Regions from separate parts of the Homo sapiens genome. Here region 2 is linked to region 1. Evidence: read pairs that join two places in POLR2A ChIA-PET (ENCODE). Cell type or tissue: MCF 10A. All regions are shown on one strand. Each heading gives the region's core, and the rest is flanking DNA. Links, peaks and the distances in the headings are about the cores only.

Evidence for each region. Peaks named below come from ENCODE experiments on the same cell type or tissue, not always from the same donor. Only the 100,000 strongest peaks of a DNase experiment are listed, where the experiment ranks them.
Region 2: POLR2A ChIA-PET joins it to region 1 with 6 read pairs; 1 of 35 experiments calls an interaction of 5 or more read pairs at or near these places.

Annotation. Positions count from the first base shown.
Region 1 is chr6:45,780,553-45,786,717 of GRCh38, forward strand. No RefSeq gene overlaps it. Among named protein-coding and RNA genes, the nearest start is that of RUNX2-AS1, 210 kb to the left of the region's middle. In MCF 10A, for the core only: no CTCF peak of the experiment used is centred there; a DNase peak (open chromatin) is centred at 3,349.
Region 2 is chr6:44,672,131-44,678,295 of GRCh38, forward strand. No RefSeq gene overlaps it. Among named protein-coding and RNA genes, the nearest start is that of MIR4642, 240 kb to the left of the region's middle. In MCF 10A, for the core only: no CTCF peak of the experiment used is centred there; a DNase peak (open chromatin) is centred at 2,501.

The DNA of each region.
Region 1 (6,165 bases), core at 1,883-4,382:
AGCCATGTTTCTTTTGTTCCCTATAAACTGCCTTTCTGCTAGCCACCTTCAGCCAGCCTGAGGAATGTATAGCACACCTTTTAGATCACTTTTCATAAGCCACAGCTTTGAGCTGAGTTGCTTGTGGCGCCTCCTTCTCCATTACACTTAATGAAAGCACAGCCAAGGGAACTCACTCTGTCAAGGGCAAAAGGAAGACAGTGGAGAAGCAGCCCCCCTGGGGCAAGAGGAGAGTCTTTGGAGCTCTCAGAACACCTGGAAGGAATGTTTCAGGTAGCCCAGAGCCCTATGTCAAGCAGATCAAAGATATTTTGAATAATGAAAAAGGAAAGAAGAGACTAGACAAAGCGGGGTTAAAATCTGGACAGAGACCACTGTTGTCAATGAAAAGACAAAAAAGAAAATTCAGAGCTCAGATGGAACAAAAGGAGATTTGGCTACAATTCCCTAGAGGCAGCAAATGTGTGTACCTGGGAGGGATCTCATTAAGATCCAACCAAGGACAGAGGTCACTGGGAGCTCATTGGTTTGTGTTCATTTATGCCCTGCCAGTTGAATTCACTTTGATCACTTTAATCACTAAAGGATATCCAACTGAATATCCTTTTCACTTTGATTTCTAAGGAAAATAAGGAGGGAGGGGAGTGACGGAAGGAGGGGTCAGGCATAGAGAAATCCCACAATCCATGAAGCATATTAGATGACTTTTGCTTAGGCTTGGACACTTTGCTTCCCCAAATGGATTTACAGCCCTGAACCAAAGCTAACAGAGAAAAGAAAAACATGTCACTGAAAGTAACATGTTGACATGTGTTGATGTCTCAGCCAAAATTTATAGCATAACCCAGAAAAGACACTTGAGATGCAGGGCCATGCATCCTGGCTGATGGCATGTTTCTGGAGACTACTGGTAGGCGATATCCCAGACAGGTCAAGGCCAGTAAGGAAAGTGCCCAACAGTGGCTCTAGATAGAATCACTGAGGCTCAGAATTTAACCTCTGTTTTGTGACGCTTGAAGCAGACATAACAGAAAGTCTGGATTGGGTAGAAATGGAAAAGAACAGTTTTTAGATTTGATGAAGACTTTGGAGGAGAATGAGGAAGAAGAGAAGGGATAAATATCTATCTATGTTTATACACACGCAAACACACACGCACTGAAAACACTTATATAAGTATCTACTATATATATGTGTATATATATGTATATGTGTGTATATATATATAAATGTGTGTATATATATATTTGGAGAGTGGGACATGTCCATCTCTGCAGTGTGGTGAAGGTAGGGATATGGCTGTGCAGTCCTTGTGTGTAGGTGTGTATGCACTCACAAGGACCACTGTGCACATGCGTACCTACAGACACACACATGCACACAACACACACTTTATCTCACAAAACAGAATTATTATATATGTCCTTTTTGGCTAAGAAAGGGGAAGGGGGATTGAGCCTTAGCTATGGGTAAGAAGTTGCTAATAGTAGGAAACTGCTTATTCTGAAAACTTCTGCAATTCCAGTTAATCCTATCTTGGCTCGAACCCAACTCCACAGAGTCTTGTAGGTTTTGCAGAGATAGAGAGGTTAAAAGGGACCCCAGGATGCTATTTTGAAAAACTCCTCATTTCCTGGGGCCTGCTTTGGGTTCCCGGAATGAGAGGAGGACAGCACCCTCAGCCTTGTGGAGGAGCTGCTGGGCAGGTTGTGTCCCCTTTGGGAGGCACAGTTTTGGAGGGGCTCAACGTACTCTGCTGTGTGGTGACGGTGTAGATAGGGTTATTGAATCCTTGTTGTCTTTACTTAAGAATGGGGTAGGTTTCTGGCTTAAAAATTGTTTCTTTGTTTTTGAGACCGGATCTCACTATGTGGCCCAGGCTGGAGAGCAGTGGTGCAATCACAGCTCACTGCAGCCTCGACCTCCTGGGCTCAAGAGATCCTTCCCACCTCAATTTCCTGAGTAGCTGGGACTACAGGCACAGGCCACCACACCCAGCTAATTTTTGTAGAGACGGGGTTTCATTATGTTGCCCAGGCTGGCCTCCAACCCCTGAGCTCAAGTGATCCGCCTGCCTGGGCCTCCCAAAGTGCTGGGATTACAGGCGTGAGCCACTGTACCCAGCCAAAAATAATTTTTTGGGTGCCTGTCTCTGTCCTGCTGATCACCAGACTGGACAAGCATTTGTTACTTCACCTTGGCAGATGTGTGTCTGGGTCCAAGGTGGCCAAGGCCCACAGGGCTATGTCACAGTCAGGCCACAGTGGATCTGGAAATGCTAAGTCCAGAGAGGGGACATCAGGCAGCTCATTGCCACCCGTCTCCATCTAAACCCCTGGTTCTGGCAACTTGTTTCTCAGTGTGGAATGCAATAAGCCTCTTTAGTAGGTGGCAAGTATTATTTCTTCTAAGAAAACTCATTTGTTTTCAAATTAAGCTATGTGTTTCAAATTGAAAAAAAAAAAAACTTAACAGACCCTAAGAAATAAGGGACAGTCAATGCTTGTCAGACTTGAAGGGGGCAGAGAAAACAGTAGAATCATTTGATCCATAAGTAACCTCAGGGCTAGGACAAGGAGCTGCCTACTGGTTCTTTTCAGCCTCCTGTGTGTCCCTCAAATGGAACTTTGGAAGCTTGTTGTCCCTTAACAGACTAAAACAAAATCCTTGCCACTCCCCCGCCCTACCATTTCTAAAAAGTTGAATGCAGACAGTCAACTCTGGCTCATGTGGCTCTCTTCTTGAGTTTAGACCGAAGGAACTCTTGGTTTGTGCATTCAGGTTTCAAATGAAAACCTCATCAATGAAGACTAATGGAAAAAAATAGACCTTTGGCAGGAATCTCAGAGTCTGACAAGCCTCACAGAAGATTGTGCAGCTTGAGGGTACCTTCAAAGTCCAGTGCAGGCCCTTCTCCAGGACTCTTCTCAATGGATCTTCTCATTACCTCAATCTCAAGAGCTTGTCTCTTTCCCTAAACAACTGACCGTGCCCATATTATTTAAGTACCTTAAAAGGAAACGGAGAGTAGGAACTGGTCCCGTGGATCCATTTACCTGATCCTTGTGTAATGCTGATAAAGGCAACATCTGGCCCATTTTAAATCTATGTGGGTTTGAGAAAAATGGCACCTGTCAGAAAAGAAAGCTTTTTCTTGAAGCATTTGTTCAGACTTCATATTTTTGTTTAAAAAGAACTATTATTTTTTTTTCGTCTAATCTTCAGACCAATCCCACACAGTAAGCTACTGGGCTATTAACAGGAAAATTAAGGCATGAGGTATGAAGGAACTTGTCCAGGCAGATTCATGATCCCGGACACTCAAAGATGAAGCCCAGGCCTGGGAGTGGCATAGGAAGATGAGTAAGCAGATGACCTCTAGGCTGTGCAGCTCAACCCCAAGTCCCGTATGAAACGTGAGGCAGTGCTGTGTGGTAGAAAGACAGGCACACAAGCCAGCCAGCCAGCATGGCTCTAGCTGTGTGAATGTGACCCAGTTATTTAATTTCTCTAGAGCTCGGTTCCTTCATCTTTAACATGGGAAAAATAGTGGTAATGTGACAATTTGACTTGGCATTTTGGTAGAGATTTTTGGCATTCACAGTAAATTTTTATGATACTCAAAGAAAACCATTAAAATGTCAGCTTTAATATATAGATTTATATCTGTGATGCTTGTATGTATTTGAAAGAACAGGGAAGAATAACTGGGCTATTAGCATTAATTACCACATGAAGCAGAACTTGTGAGAGGAATTATTAACTTATTCTTCATTTATCACTTTATTATTTAATTTGTTAGAAGAATCATTGATTACTTTTGTTTTTAAGGAGATCTAATAAATAAAATCTATTTATTAAAAAAATCTATTAAATAAATAAAATAATAAATAAATAAATAAAATAAAAATTAAAATCCATTTAAAAAATATCAGCTCTAAAATTTCCCCAGTATCTTCTGAGGAAGACACCTTAACACATTCCTGACTCCTACCCCATCCCTAAGCCTCATGTTAGGGATGGAGAGGGTTTGGGTTGGAATAAAGCTCAAGACGGGGTGAAGTTGAGGTAAAGTTCAGGGATGGGCTGAGGGCTACAGATCAAATGGAACATTTAATTATATGACTTCTGAGCTTTATTTAATCAAGAGGGTATACTTTAAAATGCCGTGTTTTGAATGATAAATCCCATAGGTTTGGGGGAGTTTTAAATGAGATGCTGTCTGTGAAGAGCACAGCACACGTTGATGATGGAATTACTATTAGCACTCCTTGCCTGCTTCCTTCCTCCTTCTTTCTCCTATCCTCCCTCCTTCCCTCTGGCTACTGAAAGAGCGAAAGACACTCTTACTCTTAACCCCATGCTATGCTGCCTTGTAAACTTGCCATCTCAAACACAGAGCCCTGTCATGATACAGAGGGGCTGGCACTAATTTTTCTGGTGCCTTCAGGGCACACAACCATGGTCCTCAATCATTTAAAAGATGGTTCTTGTTGCGCCTCCCCCGCATCACCTCAAGGACACTCTTCTCAAGGATCTTTTAGAACTCTGGGTTCTGCCTCATACTAGGTCATTAACTAATCATTCACTTCCCCAGCTAGGTTGAAGGACAGTGCAAGACACAGGCCAGCATTCCAGAAGCCCTGCACGGGGCTGAACTGGGCTCACAGACAAGTGAGCAAACAGTAGGGGCTTAAGGGCTGCACTGTACAGGAGGGGCCAGGAAAACTCTGAGGAAGCCAAGTTGGCTGAGAAGGCCACGTTGGCCTTGCTTGTCTGCACTGCCCCTTGGTCTCTGAACAATACTGCTCTAGGTCTGACTGGGAAGCTTGGAATAGGGTTTTGGGAGAAGTTCACATGCTGTGATTGTTTTAATAATTTAATTTTTCAGTTACCCAGAACGGCAGGGATTTTCTTTCTCCCCACAGCCTACTTTCTTTTGAGCCTGCATCCCTTTTGAGAAAGAGATTTCTGAGAAATGCATACAAAGCAGACTTGTGTGTGTGTGTGTGAAAAAACTTATCAAAGTTACCCTGCATGAGGTGGTCAACGTGACTGGCAGGGAACTTTTCTGTGTTTGGAGATGTGCCTTTCTGAGATATCCCAGGAACCTAGAACCTCAGTAATGAAGGATCTCACATTTCCCCCTGCAGGATGGAGCTGGAGCAGGTTGGCCCCAGAGATTGGATCCTGGGTTGCAGAGGAGGAAGATGCGTACTTTCCACTCTCCATGCTGACATAGACCGTTTTATATATATTTATTTTTTCATATCACATAATTTCAATCACCTTCCTGCACTAAAAAACGTAGATTTCTCCAACATCATTCTTGAGGCTTGCAGTGGATTCTATGAGATGAAGGTACATTTTCACATATGTTCAAACTTCATAGCCTGTCTTTCCCAGTGGCTTGTGATGGAGTCCTCATCAGTGTAGCGAGCTGGGGAAACATCACCGAGGAGGAAGCAATGACTGACTGGCCTGATGTGAGGTGCTGCCCCAGAGGTCCGTCTTGGCCTGAACCCCCTGAGATGAGCTGGGTCGCAGGCCCCCGATGTTTGCAGCCATGGTACATATGTGACATTTCTGCCAACACACATAATTATACTATCCCTTAATTAGTAACCCTGTCTTTATACCAGGGAAAGCTTCAGCTGCTTGTCAACAAAAATATATTTGTCCCACGGCCTTAAAAACACATACACATAAATTGCCAATTATTCCCCATTCATAGACTTTGGCAAGACACCGGAGAGCTGTTTGCTTTCCCTTAGGCCAAATTAAGACTTACCTTTCATGGCAACTTATTTGCCGGAGTAATTTTCCACCTCATTTAATTAGGCTAATTGATTCAACAGCCCTGTCAAGGGACAACGCAGTGCTGGGTGCTTGGGGCAAATTATTCTGACCTCCTTTGAGCAAAGGCCTGATTAGTCTTCCTGTTTTCAAATCCAGATCAGCCTTTTTTTTTAACCTTGTGTGTCTCACTTCGTGCCACATGGGTAAGTACATGTGGAGAGCCACTAATTTATTAAGCACTTTGAAAAGGGCTGGGTGCTGAGCCCAAGCTGGTGATTCCATCCAAGGAACAATGAGCTCACTGAAGCCTGAGAGTGAATAGAAATAACTGGATCTGGGGGAATCGTGAATTCAACAGATTCCAGC
Region 2 (6,165 bases), core at 1,350-3,849, 1.1 Mb before region 1:
TGATCAGGGCTATGTCTCCATTTCTCTGTGATCTGCCCAGTTCTGTCCTTTTTGATGATTTGGCTTCATTTCATCCTGATTTCTCAGATGGTGGCAAAACAGCTGCAATTGTTCTGGGCCTCACATCCGCATACCACACTGTGGAGTGTGAGAGAGAGAGAGCTCTCCCACCCCACCCCCAAATATTTAACACGAGTCCTGTGCTTCACTCTGATTTAGCCAGCCTCAGACAGACATTATGGCCAGGAGAGTGTCAAGCACTGATGGGCTTGAGCCTAAGTTCCTTCCCATCCCGGAACAAATAAATCACTGTGGCAAGGGGGATGAAACTACATGGACTGGCTTATGGAGCTAGGAGAGGGATGATTTCCACCAAAGCAGCATGCTGCCCTACTGTGGGAGAGGATGGGGGATGGGGTAGGGGTGGGCTGGGAGCCATCACATTGTCTGCCTCCCAGTGACCTGGTCTTTGGTCTTAGGTACAATCTGAGCCTCAGGGCGTCCTAGTGAAAGCATGGCATTTAGATACTGACAGACCCTATTTGGATATCAGATCTGCCACTCTCAGGTTAAGGAAGCTTTAACAAGTTGCTTAATCTCAATGAGCCTCAGTTTTCCCAGCTGTAAACTAGGCATAATTCTTCCTGCCTTTCAGGGAATTAACATATGCAGGAGAGTCTGCATGGTGCCTGGACCCCACATCTGTCCAGATGCCTGGACAACTGATATGTGGTAACAATAATTATGAGAATTTTTAAGCCACAGATCTCAGGAGTAGGCTGTCTGTTCCCCAACCACCCTACCACTGCTGTCTGCTAGAAGCAAAAAGCTCTTTGTGTTGCATTTGAGCCAGAGGCCAGTACAAAGGTTTCAGGTGACCTGCTGAGCTTCTTCTTGTTCTCAAGTTGCTGGTGAGTCAGGGCCCATGGGCATGTGGCTGATCCCCTCATCTGCCCCCGGGCATCCTAGGAGAGCTTGTTCCAGGTAACACACTCAGAGCTGGCAGGCACACGGCTATGAAAAGCTTTTAGTTCGCTAACAAAGTACTAAGCAAGATTCTGGGAGTAAATAAAGGAATAGTCTTGACCCTGAACATTGGTGTCGGGCTTGAAGGCAGGAGCGTGGGCTTTGGAGTCAGACAGCACTGGTTCCAATCCTGGTGTTGCCACTTAGGACCTGTGTAGTTTACCCCTTGGGAAATGATTTCCTCCTTTGTAATAAGAAAATAATAATCAGGCTCATTTCATGGGTTTGTTTTGAGGACTGACTGCAATAAACCATGCAAGGAACCTAGGACTGTGTCAGAAATTAATGATTGATAAAGGTTAATGCTATCATGATCAACTGCCAATAAAAATATTTCAAGAATCTCTCTGCATTGCGTCTGTAACATTCTAGGATTTGTTGATTATATCTGGGGTTCAAGAAAATTTACAGGATGCTCATATTATGCCAGTTCAACTTGCATCAACATCAATTCATTCAACTGATATTTACTGAGCACCTACCAAGTGCCAGGTACTCTGCCAGGAGCTGAAAACACAACTAGGCAGCCAGGTATGGTCATGCAGGTTGTGCACTGCACAATTTCATGTGCCTAGTCACATCCTAATCTGTGTAAATGCCCCCCATGCTCTGGAACTGTGCAGTGCACAAACTGTCTGGACATACGAGGTGCCCTGCCTACTCTCTACTCAAATCATTCCACCAATATATAATTCAAAACTCAGATGTGTGTAATGAGGAATAGGCAAAGGAGGGCTGGAGTGAGGTCCAAACCATGTAGAACCTCATTGGCTGGGTTAAAGACTTGGATTTTTATCCTTGGAGCAATGGGAAGCCATTGGAGGATTTCTAAGGGGGAGCAACACAATCCAATTTGCATTTTTAAAATATCCTCTGGCTGCTATGTAGAGAATGGATTACAGGGACAAGTGTGGAAAGCAAGGTGTCCTCCATGAGGCTTTTCCAGGAGAAAAATGGTCACATCTTGGACTGGGTGGCAGGAAAAAATGAAAAGAGGAAGAAATTCAGGGGTTTACATGGGCTGGGGGTGGGGAGAAGAAGGAGTAGATGGAGGCTGGGCATTTTTTCTGAGAGGGGAGCCAGAAGGAAGACCACGTTTGCTCCAGACTTCCTAACAAAATCTTCTGTGAAGGGCTTTATGGTGCACCTTCTGTTTCCGTGCCTTGAGACACTTAACATTTCCTCAGCAGCTGCAAGAGTCAAGCTATAAAGGGCAAGCAGGGAAGTGGGTGGTGGGGCAGGCTCGGGGACAGAACTCCAGCTCAAAGCCCTGGCTCAGGAAGATGCTATAATCTCAACCAGGTCAAGGTCATGTCTAAGTCAGGAGCTATGCTGAAAGCCTCGACACAGAGCTGCAATCCTCATCCATAAGTGACAGCAAATCCAGTGTTTGAATTCCCTATGGGATTGCACCTTTATGGGAACCTGCCTGAGGCACTGGAAAGATGAGTCAACCCCAGGCACCGGAAGCATGCGAGACCTCAGAAGTCTACCTGTTGGAAAGCCTATTATTAGACTTCTAAACTGCCTCAATCTAGCCCACAGAGGCACATCCTACCTGTATGCAAATCTCCTTTCCACCCTTAAGTCATTCATTAGTCACCAATGTCTCCCCAGCTTCCAAATCTAGTTCCGCTCTGGAGAGATTACCTAGGGCAGAGTGGGCACCTCTGAGGGCAAAGGTCCCACAAAGATCAACTGCCCTGATTCTCCACCACAAAGGGTGACAATGGGCCACTGCCCTGGCAAACAGGCCACCTCCTCCCTGGAGGACAGCTGGACCTCTGAGTACCTTTCTCTCCGAAGCTCAGCTGCAGACCCAAGCCTCAGAGTGGGTCACAGGGTGAGGGACCGGCAGGGTGCCAGATAACTCAGTGGATATTTACAAAATGGCTTGCGAAGCAGGTTAGGGTCAAACTTTACCAAAAATTCAGTCTTTCAAAGAGTGTAACTGTGAGATGCAGACTTCCCATCAAAAGAGTCCAAAGCACGTTGTCTTTTAGTGTGTGCTATCCCCCTGTTCATTCATTCATTCAGAAAATGTGAATGGAGCACTTTGTGTTTGGCAACGTGCTAGATCCTAGGAAGAATTCAGACACTGAGAGGGGCAGGGTTGCCACCTGTTGGGAGTTTGCATTCTAGTGTGTTGGGACCTAACAGTCTCCCTTTGCCTGAGGTCTGAAAGCTTCTGCTCATTGTCTAGATGTGTCCCTATCATTCTTCTCAAACCTGAGAGGAGGTGCATTAAAAAAAATAACCGGTGCACCTCCTGATTGTAACGAGACCTGCCCAGCAGAAACCAGGATACTCCTGGAGTATTCAGCCAAAGCGGATAACAACCATGAGCTCAACCCCTTGTGGACAGGATGTAGAACAGATTATTAAGTAGGGCTTGCCAATACCTAGAGAAATAAATAGTAATAAAACTAGCTAACATTTGAGCTTTACATGTGCTATTACTAATTCAGTGCTCATAACCACCTTACGAAATTGGTATGATGATTTTTATTGACAAATAACATTTGTACAAATGATACTTTGTTACATGCATAGAATGTGTAATTATTGAGTCAGGGTATTTAGGGTAACTACTGACTCAAGTATTTACCATTTGTATGGGTTGAGAACATTTCAAGTCCTCACTTTTAGCTATTTTGAAATGTACAATACATTGTTTTTAACTACAGTCACCCTACTCTACTACTGAGCATTAGAACTTATTCCTTCTCTCTAACTGTATGTTTGTATCCATTAACCAACCTCTCTTCGTCCTCCACACCCCATACCCACAACCTTCCTGGCCTCTGGCATTCTATCATTCTACTCTTCACGTCCACAAGATCAACTTTTTAAAAAGCTCCCACACATGAGTGAGAACATGCGATGTTTGTCTTTCCATATCTGGCTCATTTCGCTTACCATAATGACCTCCAGTTTCACCCATGTATGCTCAGCAAATGACAGGATCTCATTCTTTTTTATGGCCAAATAGTATTTAATTGGCTATGATGATTACTTGGACTCTGCAGATGAGGATATTGAGACAGAGAATGTGGTTAACAGCTTTGCCCAGTGCCACGCAGGTAGCAAGTAGCAGAGCCAGGATCCACACCGAGGCACCTGGCTCCAGGGCTGTGCCCTAACTGCTGCGCCACACTGCTTCTCCTGGGAGTGCCCCCTGGAGAGAAGCATGAATGCACTGGGAGAGAGTGTGTCCATGCATCCATGTTGCCCTCCTGGCAGGGTGCCAGGATTAGCATATCAGTAAAAGACAGTAGATACGGGGTTTCTGGACAAGACCAGAGAACTATACTGTGTGGTTGGGACAGTGACTGGTTGAATGACTGTCTTCAAGGGGAAGCAGTGACTGGGTTGGTGTTACCCTGGAGGGGCACGTCCTTGAGGAGGGCCACAGGGCATGGAGTTTGCCACCTAGAACATTGGAACCAAACATTCCAACAAAGATGCCCTCAGCCTTGGCCCACTGAGCATGTTCGTCAGTGACTCGGATACTCAGGGGTGAGGCTGTGCCTACTGAGTCTGCAGAGGCAGGAGGGAGAGCCGGTGCAGGCCATATAGACCTCTGTCTCCCAAGCTGGTGGTCTCCCTGGAGGAGGAGAGAAGACGATTACAAGCTTCAATGAGATGACTTCTGGCAAACAAAAGCAGTCACCGCTTAGCAGAAGGAGGCATTTATTGGCAGGTAGGACCTGGCTGGACGCAGTGGGGATGCTGGTTTTGTGGTCTCCTGTCCCAGTCCTAGACACTCTGGAGCCTGGGCTTTAAATCCCATAAGGCCGCTGGCTGAGTCAGCCTCAAAGAGCTGCTTAGCCTGTAGGCTGCTTCCTGTGACTGGATCCCTCAGAAGTAATATCAGAAATGAGATTTGTGAGCAGAGGCTGAGCTGGGAGAAGAGTCGGCTCTGTTGGCTTGGTTTGCACTGTCACCTCCAACCCATGTGAATGCCTGTGAGTCTCCTGTTAAATCCCCTCCAAAGCCTCAGCTAAAAGACATCCATGTCACTGCTACTTACGTATTAGCAGGAATTAGTTTCTTGGTTCCCAGGCCAAGGACTAAGAAGCACCCAAGAGAGGCTAAGGAACCGCCCAAGACAGACTGGCACCCAGGGGCCTCTGCAAAGCCAGATGGGAGGATGGATTATCTCCCATTGCTGTGGAACCACGAACTCTGTGGCTTAAAACAACACCCACTTATTATATCACAGTTCTGTAGGGCGGAAGTCTGGTACAGCATGGCTCAGCTTAGGGTCTCACGGTCCAAAATCAAGGTATCCACTAGCCTGGGCCCTGATCCAGAGGCTGTGGAAGAGAATTCAGGATCTAGCCCCTTTCTGATGTCATCCAAGAGCCTCTCTCTGCTCTGTAAAGCCACTCTCGCCACTGCTCCCTCCATCTTCAAACAGCAAAAGTGGGTCAAGTTCTTCTCACACTTCCAATCTCTCTGACTTCCCTCAGCCATATCTCTTCTGCCTTTCTCCCCTGCCTCATCTCTCTGACTCCAGCCAGAGAAAGTTTTCTGCTTTTAAGCCCCTCTGTGATTAGAATGGGCCATGTTTTCATGTAACTTGTGGCAAGCTTTTATTAAAAAAAATTTTCTTGTAGCATGTGTTGACCTACAGCTGGAATTCCATGTATGGGCTTAAAAAAAAAGATCTCAAAAGACAAAGGATAGAGAAGAGGTGGTAACTGGTGACAGCATCATTCCCTACCCTATGCACACACATGCACATGTGCACACGCATACATGCACACACACACAGACCCGCACATACGCACATGCTGGGTGCCTGCATTGCACTATTCCTGGAATATAACACACACTAAGTAGATGTCATGAGTAACATCACAAGCCACCGCAGCCTAGGGGTATCACAGCCCCCACATAACAGTGACAAAATAGTATCTCTTCACTCGTGCATCAACTGTGTGCACCACTGCCAGGAGTGCTAGGCCCTGTCTCTGTCCCTGCCTCACAGTTTAGCTGTAGAGAAGGATGAGTTACCCCTAGAACATAGTGTCAGGAGGGGCATGATAGGAGTCAAAAGAAAGTGTACAAGCCCTAGTCCGAAGAGCTGAGGGAACATCCCAGTTTCCGCTCCATGAACACTTTTCCCTGCCT